2 separate regions of the Homo sapiens genome follow, and region 2 is linked to region 1. A link is a loop called in an ENCODE intact Hi-C map of the cell type or tissue named here. Cell type or tissue: PC-3. All regions are shown on one strand.

What was found. Peaks named below come from ENCODE experiments on the same cell type or tissue, not always from the same donor. Only the 100,000 strongest peaks of a DNase experiment are listed, where the experiment ranks them.
Region 2: a loop joins it to region 1, with 5 times the contacts of the local background. A loop is called at or near these places in 20 of 110 quality-filtered maps.

The regions. Positions count from the first base shown.
Region 1 is chr7:35,992,863-35,995,362 of GRCh38, reverse strand. No RefSeq gene overlaps it. Among named protein-coding and RNA genes, the nearest start is that of EEPD1, 160 kb to the left of the region's middle. RefSeq lists an enhancer at 1,310-1,604. In PC-3, no CTCF peak of the experiment used is centred here; DNase peaks (open chromatin) are centred at 1,442 and 2,042; H3K4me3 peaks cover 199 bases; H3K27ac peaks cover 1,849 bases.
Region 2 is chr7:36,114,261-36,116,760 of GRCh38, reverse strand. No RefSeq gene overlaps it. Among named protein-coding and RNA genes, the nearest start is that of EEPD1, 38 kb to the left of the region's middle. In PC-3, no CTCF peak of the experiment used is centred here; DNase peaks (open chromatin) are centred at 760 and 1,070; H3K4me3 peaks cover 1,011 bases; H3K27ac peaks cover 1,688 bases.

The DNA.
Region 1 (2,500 bases):
GGCCATTTCCTCCTAACTTTCCCCGTACCCATGATGCATCCTTCTCCGCATTTTCCAAACTTTCTCATCCTCTACTCCAAAAATATCTTTTTTGTTGTTCCAAGCATACGGATGAGGCTGACAAAACTGGTGATAGTATTGATGGAACTGCTATAAACGCCAGGGTAATAGCAATAACAATAACTACCATTTATTGAGCACTTACCTCATGCTGTTTAAATACATTGATCCCATTTAATCTATATAGCTCATCTGTGGGCAGATACTAGTGTCCATCTTTACAGATAAAAGATCTAAGGATCAAAGAGGTAAAGTAAAATTTCCAAGGTCCCCTCATCAATAAATGGTGGAAACAGCTGGGCACAGTGGCTCACGCCTGTAATCCCAGCACTTTGGGAGGCCAAAGCAGGTGGATCACCTGAGGTCAGGAGTTCGAGACCAGCCTGGCCAACATGGCGAAACCCTGTCTCTACTAAAAATACAAAAATTAGCCGGGCGTGGTGGCAGGCGCTTGTAATCCCAGCTACTCGGGAGGCTGAGGCAGGAGAATTGCTTCAACCTGGGAGGCAGAGGTTGCAGTGAGCCAAGATCGCGCCACTGCACTCCAGCCTGGGTGACAAGAGCAAAACTCTGTCTCAAAAAAAAAAAGATGGAAACAAACTTCAAACCCAAGTCTGCCTGTGCAGCTCACAAAGCACTTTCCTATTCATGACCTCCCCAGATCGGCGAGGATGGCTGCGCAGGTGTGATCAGCCCTCATTCTAGCTGAAGACCCTGAGTCTGGTTGCTGGTAAATGGTAGTGGGGGAGGGAGTCTATTATAAGAATCCAGGTCTCCGGAATTCTAAGATGCAGAAGACATTCATTATGCTCACAGACTTATCATGGCTGTCTTAATGTGAATTCAGGCCAATCCGGGATTCAGAATTTTATCTACTCCCTTAAGTGCAATTGTGAATTCATCAGTGCCCAGGAAAGGCACTGATGGAAAATGTCACACTGTGAATGGAATGTCAGATATGTGTATGTAAGTGTGTGATATATGCGAATATCTAAAACAGTCTCATGAAGAAGTATCTGCCAAGAAGCTGGGCATAAAGAAATTTAAGATTAAATTTAAGGAGGAATATACAGTTTTGCTTCTTTTTCTAAAAATACAAACAAGTAAAACCCACTCAGGTTCGATGAATGGGGAATAGAAGTCTCCCCATTGTAAAGGAGTGACCTTTGACCCCAATTGTAGGGAACTTAAACTACATCCCTGAGGAGTCCTGTGTTCTAGAGTGGATGTGATGATAAGCCAGTGAACAGTGATTATTCATAAGTCTGAATGGATTGTCTTCCCATGCTACAGTTCTGGACCATGGCTGATCTATTTCTTGCTTACAGAACACTCATGAGCCATGAATTCGTTGTGTTGGACTCCCAAGGCAGGCCCAGCCCTGCGGTTCACCTCTTCCCTACATGTCTGTACAAACATATTTGGTTCATTGTTTACTTAGACTTGGCAACTTCCTGTCAATGTCCCAGGAGAAGCATAAAGCAGACCAGAAGTGGAATGAGTTAGTTAGTTTGTTTGTTTGTTTGTTTGCTTTTGAGATGGAGTCTCACTCTGTTGCCCAGGCTAGAGTGCAGTGGTGCAATCTCGGCTCACTACAACCTCTGCCTTCTGGGTTCAAGCGATTCTCCTGCCTCAGGCTCCCAAGTAGCTGGGATTACAGGAGCATGCCACCATGCCCAGCTAATTTTTGTATTTTTAGTAGAGATGGGGTTTCATCATATTGACCAGGTTGGTCTTGAACTCCTGACCTCAAGTGATCCACCCACCTTGGCCTCCCAAAGTGGTAGGATTACAGGCGTGAGCCACCAATTGTAGTACAATTTGAAGTCAGGTAGTGTGATGCCTCCAGGTTTGTTCTTTCTGCTTAGTATTACTTTGGCTATGTGGGCTCTTTTTTGGTGCCATATGCATTTTAGGATTTTTTTTCTAGTTCTGTGAATAATGATGATGGTATTTTGATGGAATTGCATTTAATCTGTAGATTTCTTTGGGCAGTACGGTCATTTTCACAATGTTGATTCTTCCCATCATGAGCATGGAATGTGTTTACCTTTGTTTGTGTCATCTATGATTTCTTTCAGCAGTGTTTTTGTTTTCCTCATAGAGATCTTATATCTCCTTGGAATTGAACCATAGTTTTAAATGCACTTTTTAAGTTTGATAGTTAAGGAAATAGTGTTGTGAATTATTTTAAAGTAATGACTCTTCCAAACTAATTAGCACCTAAATATTTTTATAACAGTTTTATTGAGATATCACATGCTTTACAATTCAATTTTAAGTGTGCAATTCAATGGTTTTTAGTACATTTACAGAATTGTGTGACCGTCACCACAATCAATTTTAGTAAATTTTTATAATCCCCCAAAGAAACTTTGTATTCATTAGCTATCACTCCCCAATCTCCTCACGCCACCTCCCAGTCCTAGGCAACCACTAA
Region 2 (2,500 bases), 120 kb before region 1:
ACTCACTCCTCTGACTCATACTTCCTAGGTGCACCTTCTGTGGAATGCAAAGATCAATATGTCCTGTGACTGCTGAGGAGGGGCTCGCAGTCCAGTGGGGCAGGAGACCCAGGGAGCAACTGTGACCCGACTGTGACAGAGAAGCTGGTGTGAGGCAGACAGGGAGCAAGAGGATGTGCAGAGCTAACTCTGTGAGGGGATCAGGGAGGGCTTCTTGGAGGTGGTGGCAGGAGCTGAGGCACACAGGATGAGGAATCACTTATCCGGAGCAGCAGGAGAAGAGCTGGCTTTATCTGGGTGGAAAAATAAAAACTTTGGTTTAAATACAGATGTAATTTTGAGGCCCAAAACAACTAGAATAACAGAAAGACAACCAGTTCTCAGGATAATGGGCAAAAAAAGGGCTTCAGCTTCCCACATTCAACATCATTTTTATTAGAGTTATTTTAACTTATCTTTACCGCTAATGGCCCGCAGCCACCCACTTTCGAGGCAGCTTCCCGGCAACACCAGCTCTCTGATCTAATTTTACCCACAAGAAATTTGAGTTTGGAAGAACATGTGCAGAAGCTTCATTTGGTAGAAGGAGGCTAGAGGGAACCGGCACCCTGGGCCCCTGGAGAGCACACACAGCAGAGGGGCAGATGTCGGGGAGGATTTGACAGTTGCAAAACTGCCTATGGAAGGCCAAGCATCTGAGGGACAGCCTCTAGACTACCACCCATGCTGTGGTTCCCCAGCTCTGGGGAGGATGACATGAGTCTTTGGAATGTGTATTTTATTTTTGTCCTGCCTGGGTTTATAGCCCTAAAATGAGGTCTCTGCCTTCAGAGCAGAAAGGACCAGATAGTCTGATTGACCAGGGGAGGAGCCCTAGCTACTTTCCCCTGGGATGCCACTCTGTAAGTCATGCAAGGGCACCTCCAAGGAAGCCTCTCTGGGTGTCCCTTGTGATAAGCCCCATGTGTCAATGTGTCTGTGCAGAGGGAAGTGTTCACAGCTATACCAAGGGTGCACAGGGGAAGGCACCGCAAGGTTTCTTTATGACTCAGGCCTACAGAGTGGGTGGGAGAGGAGAGAGTACAGATTCCAATATGAATCAGCCATCCCTCCTAGCCTGGCAGGCCGCCAGCCTTTGCAACTCCCTTCTGATGCCAGACTATCTCCCAGCCTGTGCTCCACTGATGCCTGGAGGACTGCTCCTCAGTCATCCACTGTCAACACAAATTGATCTATAGGTTCAGTGCAATCTCAGTCAAAATCTCAGCAAAATCAGAATCTCCTGCTCTGCAAAAGACAGTAAGCGAATGAGAAGGCAAATCACAGATTGTGAGAAACTATTTGCAAAAAACATGTCTGATAAAGGACAGCTATCCAAACTAAATGGAGAACTCTTAAACTTCAACAATACAAAAACAAGCAACCCAACTGAAAAATAGGCAAAAGATCTGAATAGACACCTCACCAAAGAAAATACACAGGTGGTGATACACTTTGGATGTGTTTCTACCCAAATCTCATGTTGAAATGTAATCCCCAACGTTGGATGTAGGGCCTGGTGGGAGGTGATGGGATCCTGGGGGTGAATTTCTCATGATGGTTTAGCAGCATCCTCTTGGTACTGTCCTCGCCACAGTGAGTGAGTTCTCAGGAGCTCTGGTTGTTTAAAAGTGTGTAGCACCTTCCCCTTTTTCTCTCTTGCTCCTGCTCTAGCCGTGGGATGTGCCTGTGCCCCCTTTGCCTTCCACCATGATTCTAAGTTTCCTGAGGCCTCCCCAGAACAAACTGTTTCTTAACATATAATTCAGCAATCATGTGCCTTGATATTTACCCAAATGAGTTGAAAACTATATGCATACAAAAACATATACATAGATGTTTATTGCAGCTTTATTCGTAATTGCCAAAAATTGGAAGCAACCAAGATGTCCTTCAATAGGTGAATGGATAAACATTTTTATATAGTATCTTGATGCCATTTAGGCTATGATTTCATTTTGAGACCAATCATTCAGAGCTGTTGCTTTTTTAATTTTCCCAAATTTTATTGAGAGAAGCCAAGCAGATGCCAACATCATGCTTCCTGTACAGCCTGTACAACCATGAGCCAATTTAACCTCTTTTCTTTATAAATTACCCAGTCTCAGGTATTTCTTTACAACAATGTGAGACTGGACTAATACAGATGGCAAGTAAGCACATGTAAAGATGCTCGACATCACATGTCATCAGGAAAATGCAAATTAAAAGAACAATGAGGTACCTCTACACACCTATTAGAATGGCCAAAATGCAGAACACTGATGATAGCAAGTTCTGGTAAGGATGAGGAGCAACAGGAACTCTCCTTCATTACTGGTGGGAATGCAAAATGGTACAGCTACTTTGAAAGACAGTTTGACAGTTTTGTACAAAACTAAACGTACTCTTTCTTACCGTATGATTCAGCAATCGTGCGCCTTGATGTTTTCCCAAATGAGTTAAAAACTTATATCCATAC